Linked DNA regions of Mus musculus: region 2 is linked to region 1. A link is a loop called in an ENCODE intact Hi-C map of the cell type or tissue named here. Cell type or tissue: heart. All regions are shown on one strand. Links, peaks and the distances in the headings refer to the core of each region. The heading gives the core; the rest is flanking DNA. Region 1 overlaps Arhgap24 (Rho GTPase activating protein 24). Region 2 overlaps Arhgap24 (Rho GTPase activating protein 24).

What was found. Hi-C counts contacts between places; a loop is a spot of excess contacts. Peaks named below come from ENCODE experiments on the same cell type or tissue, not always from the same donor. Only the 100,000 strongest peaks of a DNase experiment are listed, where the experiment ranks them.
Region 2: it touches region 1 in a loop (2.1-fold over the local background); 1 of 42 quality-filtered maps calls a loop at or near these places.

The regions. Positions count from the first base shown.
Region 1 is chr5:102,764,219-102,769,592 of GRCm38, forward strand. All of the region lies in intron 3 of Arhgap24 (Rho GTPase activating protein 24), which reads left to right. Among named protein-coding and RNA genes, the nearest start is that of Gm30396, 140 kb to the left of the region's middle. In heart, for the core only: a CTCF peak has its summit at 2,304 (motif pointing left); no DNase peak of the experiment used is centred there; H3K4me3 peaks cover 766 bases; H3K27ac peaks cover 1,426 bases.
Region 2 is chr5:102,843,121-102,848,494 of GRCm38, forward strand. All of the region lies in intron 4 of Arhgap24 (Rho GTPase activating protein 24), which reads left to right. Among named protein-coding and RNA genes, the nearest start is that of Gm30396, 210 kb to the left of the region's middle. In heart, for the core only: a CTCF peak has its summit at 2,047; a DNase peak (open chromatin) is centred at 2,131; H3K4me3 peaks cover 1,641 bases; H3K27ac peaks cover 1,415 bases.

The sequences.
Region 1 (5,374 bases), core at 279-5,278:
CTAGACTTTTCTTTTAAATTATATCATGTTACAGCAGAGCTATGTGTTCCCCAGAAGCCATACTTTGAAGTATGGCTTGCACTTTCTTTCCAAGACCAGATCTACAGAGTACAATCTTCTCTAACAATGTTTGGCAGCCATAGAGTCACATCTCACGGTCAGTCACAGACCACAGAGGATGAAGAGCAGATGTCCTACAGGATGCTGAGCTGGGATGCTCAGCAGGTTGAATGTGTCAGGGATTTTCAGTTTATGATTTTCCCAAACTGCAGTGTTTGCTGAGCCATGGGCCAACTTTATCCAAGTGGGAAGCCATGGAGGACTTCAGGCTGGAGCCCCTGGAAGGCTCATGTGAAGCTGCAACATTCCCACAAAGAGAAAGTGAGGCAGGGGCCACAGGAGAACAAGGCAATGTTAGCTGTGCATCTCCCTCCCTGCCCGGCCTCCCACTGCCTTCTCCTTTAGGCTTTTGATGTTTCCTTCGTGCTGCTTTTCAACCTGTGATTCCAAAATCAGCATCTCTCATACAAGAGAGAATAGTAACGGTTCTAAGAGTAAGACACAGAGGATGTGATCGTGGACTTTGAGGTTGCTTTATTGCTAGTGTTGTTGGTTTGGGCTATGATAATTCATTTAGGCAGTTACTAGTCTGTAAAACAAAGTATCAAACAGAGCAGTATAATTGTTTAAACAAAGTGTCCTACCATTCATTTTAAATTTTCTAAAGCAAACAATTAAAACTTGTGTCAGTGGATTTTATTTAAATGATTATTTAACTAGATTAAAAAAAAACCTGTCTGTAGGTTTTTTATCCTTCTTTATTTGGAAGGAAATGATTTTAGAGAGAAGTAGAGAAAATAGGGGTTTTTTCCTCCCATTTGATGTATGTTGTATATGTCAAGATAGGCTTCACAGCACATTAACATAGAAATCCAGCCCTTAAGTGAAATCTGCTATCTCCACAGTAAGATCTAAAGTGAATATTTTAGGTTCGGTAGCAATGCCAGAAAGCCCAGAGAGGGAGAGTTCTTTACTGATATTACTAACTGGGTAGTTAAGATGTCACAGGTAATTTTGTTGTTGTCTTGTTTGCTTGGTTGTTTGTTTGGTTTTATTTTTTGAGACAGGTTCTTCTTTAGCCAGGCTGGTTTTGAACTCAGAATGTAGCCAAGAAAGCCCTTAAATGCCTGGTCCTGTTGCCTCTGCCTTCCAAAGCTGGCATCACAGGCCAGCACCTGGCACAGGGCATTGGGTTGTTCCATAATGCAGAACTTAAGTTGAAAAAAACTTAAATGAAAAACTGTATGCTTGCTCTTTTCCTCTACAAGTGATCTATTTGACATTTATTTGCATTATTGTATCATTTCGTTCTTAGCCAATGACCAAGGAGGATGAGGGTGGTTGCTGTCTGTAGTGTCTGAAACAACATAATGATTGCATTTGCAAGATATTCCAGTGTAAGGCCTTCTCGGTTAACGTGGGGGCGGCTGAGAGGCCTGATTTCATGAAAGCTGTTGGGCTCTATTATTTACAGATGGGTTTTTTGTTTGGTTGTTTGTTTTAAATCAGAGACATTGTATCACCAGGCAACCTCAGAGAAGATTGTAACATGTGTGAAATCGGATGAAAGGTGGAAACAACCTGCAGCCTGGGGGCCGGTCGGGAGCAGGGGCTGCTTGGTGGGAGATACTACAGAGCATGCGTTAGCTGGCCCTGGCCCTGAGCCAGTCACGTGAACAACCCACGAAGGGCTGCACTTCAGACCTCTGCTCCAGCTTCTCAGTGAACGTCAGTGGGAACAAACTTGGCATTTCATTAACATACTCGGACCCAAGAGAGCTGAAAATTTGATTCTTCTATTCACCTTAACACTACAGTTGGCATAAATGAATAGTCACCTTACATGTATGTCAAGTATGTCAAGATGAGATGGGCTTGTTTCATTTTAAGGGGTTCTTGGAGGTCTTATAATTTAAAGACATTCAAGCAAAGAAAATGCATTTGTTGTGTTTTGAAGGGAGAGTTCCATTGTATTATAGAGAACATGACTTAACTTGTTTCGTTAATTTGATGATAGACAGGACCCTACTAAAACTACAGAAAGAATACATAATATCAAACTACAGAAAGAATATTGACACACAATATCAAAACTTACCCATGGGATAAAGAATAAGGAGATGGCTCACCCGTTTAGAGAAAGTTCTGCTTTTGTAGAAAGTTTGTTTCCCAGCAGTCTTGCCTGGCCAGTCAGTCACCTGCAACCTCAGCTGCAAGAGATCTGGTGCCCTCTTATGGCTTCTGTGGGAACTGCACTCAGTATTCATGGGCCTACCTATAGACATGCACACCTACACATAAATAATTGCAAATAAAATAAACCTAAAAATCAGATCACATTTTCTGCATCTTGCAACTAGTTCATTGCTGGAAAATACCAAAGCGTATTTTCCTTAAGATTGTTGCACACCATGTAAGTTTGACTTGCCTTGTAAAAACAATGAAGACCATTTCTTGTTAAGTTGCACTTCTGCCTTCTTACCACATAAAAACCAGACTTTATTCTCTGTCTGAGGAAGTTATAAGTTAACTGATTTGTCCAGGCTATGGGAACTCAGGGTCATGAAGGACTTGGCTGTAATTTAAACTCCACTAATCACTAGTTAACCGTGAGCAGGCTAATAATTCTCATCGCTGAAAGGGATAATAGCAGCTACCTCCTAGGGTTATTATGAGAATTAATGGAGGTAGCATTCCTTCCTTAAGCCTCCGAGCCCCATGTGTTTCTTGGACACAGACGGGGTTCTATTATTGTTTCTTTTCTTGCTTCTTACCTGCCTCCCTCCTCTGTGTCTCCCACAACCTAACTTCTAAATAATGCACAAGTCATTGTGAGAACATTAGCATTAATGCTCAGATGGGTGTGCTACTGACTTAACTCAACAGTGAACCTGGCATTCCATCTCCAACCTTTCCCCTTCATTAACCATCTTCTCCAGCCCCCACCAACAGGAGTCCACCAGGATACCGGGTTAACCCTGAAACCTGTCTTGCACATGGGCAAAACAGAGTTTCAACCGGTCTGGTTCGTCCTCCCTCAGAGCCTAGATGGAGGTCATGTTGCTCAAAATTAACTCACTCTGGCCATGCAGTGACTGCCACCAAGACTGGCCACAAAGGGGACAGCAGTTCAATAAGACCTTTAACTCTATTTATAGCCCACTCGAAGCAATCATTCTCCATAGAGTGCATGGAGTCCTAGAAAATGGCCATCAGTTCACAGGCCACAACACTCAGCAGGGCAATCGGAGGGAGGAAAAAATGAAGTTAAGTGCCCTTTCCCCAGGACTCCACAGTATACAAAGCATTTTGACCCACTCATTGTTCCCACTCATCCTCACCAGCCCAGGAAGTAGACAAAGCTCACAGCCAATGCCTGCTTTGGTCATCAGGATTCTGATGCCTCAGAGAGTCATACACAGCAGGTAAACAGAATTCAGAGAATAGGGGAAGCATCTAAGGAGTGGGGCTCGCCTCTAATTCATTCGATGCACCTCAGTAACTAATTGTTTGCCTGTGGGAAAATAAACCTTGTAAGTAAGTTTCAGAAGACATTTAAAAGGCCTAATTTCGCTCCTACCTCGCTGTAAAGAACATGAATATATGAGAGCTAAAAACTGAAACCACCGATTGGGAATCGTCTATGACATTTGCATCACTCTGTAGCATACAGGCACACGTTACAGAAAAAATGCCTGGATGACGCCTGCCAGGGTTAAAACATGTGTGTAAGTCAAGACCACTCTTGAAAAGGCATGGTAGGAATTTTTATGAGAAATTTTAAATTGATTCTGTCAGCGTTGTAAAAGCCTACATCATTGCTATTTCTTTAGCATGGGGGATTGTTGCATAATTCCAGTGTGTGCCCCAAATAAAGATTTACTATGAGTTAGTATGGAACAAAAGAAATATTTTTTTCTCTCTTAAAAGTATTATTTGATTCTGGCCAGTGTTTTCATTGTATTGGATCTCTCTTAAACTTTGTTACCTACAAAATAGCATCAAAGCCCATATAGCTTGAAAAACAGAGGTGTCTAGTTAATTAGTGTAACTACACGGATGCCTGCCTGCCAGTGGTGTGTGTGTGTGAGAGAGAGAGAGAGAGAGAGAGAGAGAGAGAGAGAGAGAGAGAGGGGCAGAGAGACAGAGACAGATAGAGACACACATAGCCAGAGCAAGACAGAGAGAGGGAGGGAGAGCTCCTTGCTTGAAGCATGCCCCTGAGTTGGCTGATTGGCCCGATGCCATTTCAGAATCTCAGCTTCACTGTTCTCTGACCTCCTATTGTCCCAGCTCTGATTTATGGGACTTAGACTCCCTTCAAAGGCAAGGTGTCTGGAGTTTAGGGTCTTTACTTCTCAGCCCCTCCTCCCCCTGCCCCCGCCCATTCTGCTTGTGTTCACCTTGCAGTAACCTTGCAGAACTCAGCATTTTTTTACCTGGCTCAATAGCCGGGGACTCCACAGAAGCAGAGAGAGAGAGAGAGAGAGAGAGAGAGAGAGAGAGAGAGAGAGAGAGAGACGTGGTTTCCATTCCTGGGTGATGGAGTCATGGGAGAAACTGCATTGAGCAAACGAAGTGGGACCTGAGCCGGCTCCAGTGTTCACTAAGCCGCTCAGGGCAGAGCAGCTGCTGTCTCTCCCAGCCTGCATCTGTCACTGACCACTGAAGTGTGTGTGCAAGGTGAGAGCGGGGGTTTTTCTTTAATTTGGAAGCAAATTGCCAGGTATTGCTGTTGATTGTGCTTCATAATTGGGGGGGTCCGTATATCACCACAAATTCAGGTCGTGGATTGCGCGTGGCTTTATTTACGCCCTTGTTTGCCATCAGAGGCCATTCTGCTCTCCACAGTATGTGTCCGGATCATGGCAACAGATTCGACAGGGAGCTAGCTGCTTTTCCTCCCCACAACGTGGTCATTCAGTGTTGTCCCCTTGAATCCTTCTGTTAATCACTGCTACCAAGTGTCATAGCTGTCCTTGTACAGGTTCAGTGCTAACTGAAAGGTATGTGAAACTGATTTAGTGAAAGTCTGAAATAATATTTTTTTAAGTTCATGATGTGATGTATTCTTTGTTTACACACATGCGGAGCACTGAAACTTTCTAAAGTGGAGTCTCCTAGACAGAAGTAGTGTGGGGTTTCTATGTATTTGCTTATCATCATAAAACTACTTGGTCATCTGTGTGTTGTAGGGTGTGAGGTGTGTGTGTGTGTGTGCTGGCGCGTGTGCTCCTGTGTGAATGTGCATGATAGCACATGCTTGTGTGATTTTAAATATCTCAGAACCAAAAGAAAACCCAATAGCTCTTGT
Region 2 (5,374 bases), core at 70-5,069, 79 kb after region 1:
GTAAGTACCTGTGTGTATGTCAGAAACTAAATATGTGTGTACGTGTGTGTATTAGTGTATAAGTCTGTGTCTATATGTGTGTTTGTGTCTGTGTGTGCCTATGTATGTGTGCATTTGTGCCTCAATGTGTGCCAGGGCCTAAATGTTTATCTATGTGTGTATGTAAGAAATGGTATGTATGTTTGTCTCTGTGTGTGTACCTGTGTATGTATGCCTGTGTGTCTATGTGTGTGCCAGGGCCTAAATGTGTGTCTATGTGTTTGTATATGAGTGTGTGTGTGTGTGTGTGATTATAAGTGTGTGTCAGTAATAATTTTTAAATTTTATTTAATTTTTTTCAAACTCCAGAGTTTATTCCCCTCCTGATCCACCCTCTGACTGTTACACATCCCATCCCTCCCGCCCATCTCTATGAGGATGTCCCCAACCTCCAACCCCATCCCACCAGACCTCCCCACTCCCTGGGGCCTCCAGTTTCTTGAGGGTTAGGTGCATCTTCTCTGACTGAACCTAGACTCCACAGTCCTCTGCTGTATATGTGTTGGGGGCCTCATATCAGCTGGTGTATGATGCCTGGTTAGAGGTCCAGGGTCTGAATGATCTCCAGAATCCAGGTTGATTGAGACTGCTGGTCCTCCTACAGGGTTGCCCTCCTCCTCAGCTTCTTCCAGCTTTCCCCTAATTCAACCACAGGGGTCACCAGATTCTGTCCATTGGTTGAGTGCAAATATCTGCATCTGACTCTTTCAGCTGTTTGTTGGGTCTTTTGGAGAGCAGTTGAAATGTTTAACACTGGAAATGTTCAGTTTTATTTGTTTCATTCTTGTTTGCTTTTTTATTTTTAATTGTGCATATATGGAGTGGATGTTTTAAATATATATATATATATATATATTTCCCCCAGAGGTTTAGGTTTTCAGAGACTAGGGGCACCAGATGACCTTAAAGCTATAGCTACAAGATGTTGTAATCAGTCCAGCATGGGTGCCGGGATCCAAGCAGGAGCAGCATGTACTGCTAAGCTAGAGCCAGCTCGTTAGCCCCTAGCATGTTCTGTAAATTGAATTTTGTTCCAGTTGACTTTGAGGCAGTGCTCATGGAGGTGGCCAATGCTAGTCTGCTTGGTGGTTTCCAGTCACCTAGAGTGAAAGCAGAGAGAGAGAGAGAGAGAGAGAGAGAGAGAGAGAGAGAGAGAGAGAGAATATGAATTATGTGCCCGGCTGTGACATGGAGCTAAACCACACTGGGCAGCCGTGCTGTTGTGAAGTGTATCCTCCACATACATCTCAGGGTTTGGGGATGCTCCTGCTGAAGGGCTGGGGAGGGAGGAGGCCCTGGGGTCAGCTAGGGTTAAAGTGCCAGCATTCCAGATCTGCTTAGGGAGCAGCCAGGTGGGTGAATGATTAACCCAAATCAGTAAATTATTCAGTGAGCAGGACTGGAAGGTTTAGTGGACAAGCGCTGGGTGGGGGTGGGGTGGGGTGGGGTGGGGGAGCTCCCAGGAGCTGGCTCTCAGACCAGAGAAGTGGATTCATTTCCATCTTGCATGAGCTGATTAGTTTTGCAGTTGCACCTGTAGGCTCCCCTGCTGCCAGAATTAATTTTTATAGATATATAAAAACATATAGATATGTGAAAATAATATGTGACACAAAAATATGTATTTTACCTTAGCATCCACAAATAGATTCAACCACACAAGATCTAAAGGAAAAACCATGTGGATCTTGTGTGGAAAGGAAATAAATGTGAGAATGAGCATTCAGAGTGCGCGGGTGTACACACACACACACACAGAGAGAGAGAGAGGGGGGGGAGAGAGAGAGAGAGAGAGAGAGAGAGAGAGAGAGAGAGAGAGAGAGAATCCAAGGGTGGTTTGGTGCTGTTTTCTGGAGGGGCTGAGCCAGACAGCAGAGAAGGTGCTGAGTCAGACAAGAGTTGTCCGACCAGTGCAGAGTCAGGGAAAAAAAAATGAAAGGGGCTTCACAGGGCAGAAAGCATCCTCCCTCTCTCCGCTCCTGATGCTATAGCACCTGCTTAGTCTGACCAGCAGGCACTGGAGGCTGCAGCAGCCACAGCTGTGACTAGGCAGCAGCAGCCTTGCCAGCTCCCGCCCAGCTCTCATTGAGAAAAGGGAACCGGAGCAGGAGGGGGAGGAGAGCTCCCTGCAAAGCCGCCTCGGGAGCAGCCAAGGAGACTCCGAGAATGGGCACCAGACTCGTCTTACGTGGCGGCTCCGCGGGGAGCCGGAAGACAGAAGGGAAAAGGGAGAAGCCTGCAGAGAGCATCAGAGGCTGAGGGGGTACCATAAAAGGAGCAGGGGAGTCCTTTGCAAGGAATTATCTGCGCGCTGGAATGCGTTCTGGAGAAGGTGCCAAGGATTCCTTCGCCTTTCTCTCAGATTAAAGGAGCCAGCCAGGACCGTGCAGAAGTACTCCCGAGGGGCCCTTCAGCTCTTCTTCCTCCTCCCCTTTGCACAGGGCCGTTTGCTGACCTTTCTAGATGACTTTGTGTCCAGCTGAGAAGACAGTTCTCAATAAACGAAACCATTCCTGCCTCGAGAAGGTAGTCACAGCTTGCTAGCTGCAATTCTTTTCCTGTGACATTTTTGGAATGTCTGCAGAAACTTAAAAACAAAACAAAGCAGACAACAGCAGCAACAGCAGCAGCAAAAACAACAACAAAAAATCCTCAAAACTCACTGAATTAGGCAAAAGAAAAAGGAGAGTAATTTGTTTTGTTTCTTACCAAAGAGGAGTAAATGGGATGTTACCTTAACTCGGGACTTGGATGATCAAAACCCCGGAGTTCTAGGAATCAGCACTTCAGACTTGACACATAAACAAACATGAGGAGGAGCGCCTGTGGGCTTCCACGCTGAGGGAGGCAGGTTTTAAGGAAGCCTGAGCCGGTCTCACACAACTTGGGGCCTGCATGATGCCTGAAGATCGAAATTCGGGGGGACGCCCCTCAGGTGCCTTAGCATCAACTCCTTTCATCCCCAAAACTACATACAGAAGAATCAAACGGTGCTTTAGTTTCCGGAAAGGTCGGTAGATGGTATCCTCAGTGTCCTTCTAATGAGTGTCTGAGTGTCGGCCCATTGAGGAAGCTTTCAGACCCATTAGACTCAGACAGAATGGGGGGTTGGAAACGGGGGGCGCTTAACATTGTGTAAGACATTGCTTGTCTAGACTGATTTTTTTTTTCAAGGTTCATATTAATCTGTGTATTGCTGTCTGTGAGGGTAGGTGGGGCTTAAGAATGGTCGTTCTATAAGGATCCTTGACTGACAGGGAACTAAGCAAGTCTGAAGGGAGGGGTTAGAGTACTCACTCTCCAGCCTGTCCCACACTCAGCATCCTTGTTCTGACCCCTGAAACCTGACCCTTGCAAACTGCTATTATTCTGTATCTTATCCTTTTGTTTTTTCCAAATGGAGCCTCCTGCTGCCTCCCTACCCTACCTGGAAAATTTTGAGGATCAGATTTTCTGTGGTGGCCCCTGTCCCTTTTGACATTGTCTTACGTAGGAATCACCTTGACTTTTCATATATGTTATAGGGAAAGGACAAATGACTTATAATCAACAAAACAAACTAAGACGCTTCTGGATTGGATTGTTTGTTTCCAAGGATTTAAAGGGCATGGCACTGGTGAATTAAATGTTCTCAGAAAAGGGTTTGTGTAACTTTCTTAAAGTTCCTTTTGCCTTAAAGCGATAATGATAGAGTAGAACTGTTCAGAGTTGAGTAATTGAAAGTTAGGGCAGCTGCTGAGTGGAATAGCATCCAGGGCTGCTGGATGTCTTCTGGGTCGGCTGTCCCTTAGTTATAATCCCCTACTTATCAATCAACCAAAAAATGAGAAAACATGAAATTCAAATACAGTGGGAACTTTAGCCTTGAGAAGCTATGACCATGGTCACCTGTTATCAACAAGGTGTTCGCTCAGGTTCTGATTCTACCTACAAAGACATTAAAGGAGAGGCATGTAATGTCAGCTCTCAGACTTTTTTTTCTTTTTAGGTCTGTGAGCATCTCATGGCCACTGCCAGATTACATCATTGATAGAGAAATTATCAGAGGGAGAAATTAAGAAAGGCCCTAAGACAAAGATGTAAAGGCTAAATAAGTACCTTTGGAAATAACAAGATGTTTGGGGTATTATTTCTGCATCTCTGACAAAACAGGGCGGTTTCCAGTTTCTCCCTCTCCTCCTCCAGTGCTGGAGAGCAAACGGTAGGCATGGCGAGAATGCCTAAAGCCTGTTGTATGCCTTCATGGTTCCCTCCTTTTTCTTAAATACTAAAGGAAAGGCAGTCCACAGACAAGAGTCCCCCACAGGCTGGGACTGCAGATGAAAGCTCCTTGGTGGCTATTTTTACCTGCCTTTTCCTTAGAAAGCCTTACTGCTCTGGGGGATGCTCGATATTTGAGTCAAGGACTAAGTGATACTCCACTTACAAAATGCTATTTTCTGCTTTCTGTTGGAAGCAGGGAGGGAGGAGGCACAGGGAGCACGCAGCCTCTCTCTCATGTCTGATCTCTTGGCTGCAGAACTGCAGCTCTGCAGTGGGGCACAGGAAGGAAGGTCCCCAGTTGCTGCAGTTTCGCTGTGGCCAAGCTGCGGGGCCTCATTCATGTATCTGTCACCCCTGCATTATTGCATGAAGTGTAGGGGCTGCGCACCTTTGAAGTTTTGATGGTAAAAAGAATGATTTTCCTCTCAACCCCAGACACCAAACTATGTCACCTTAAGAAAAGTGTGGGTTTGAGCTCTTCTGCTCTGGTACTCCAGTGTGTCTGTCCTACAGTGGCCCCCTGTGTTCGAGTTCCTCCCTTTCCTGTGTGTCATTCCTGTAGAGGACTGGACAGAGTGTGTGAAGCTAAAAAAGCGCCCAGAGGAAACAAAGCAAAAGTGCTGAGATGGCTGCTTTCCAGCTGTTCCCAAGGGCAGACCCTGAGAATAAGAGACTCTCTGGATTTCAGCAGTGTTAGAAACAGTGCCAAGATGAAGGGTGGAGTGGGAGACATTTCCAGGTGCCATCGCTGGTGGTCACTTCTCTCTGGCTTTTCTCGAGACCTGTTCTGGCCTTCACTGCCCTCCCAGCTCCCATTCTGCATCTGAGTACTAATTAAGGTCACTGAAAATGTTTTCTCCCTGGGTTTTTAGAAACCTAGGAACCAAGACACGGAGAATAGGCAGGAAGCTGGGCATTGTGGTATTCTGGGTTTGTCCATTGGTAAAAGAAAGATTATGATGTAGTTTTAACCTGTTTATTTTTAAACTTTTAAATTTCATCATGACTGTAAGCTTGACATGAAGAACTAATTTTTTTTCTGTGATTAGAAACTAAAGTAAAATTTTAATGA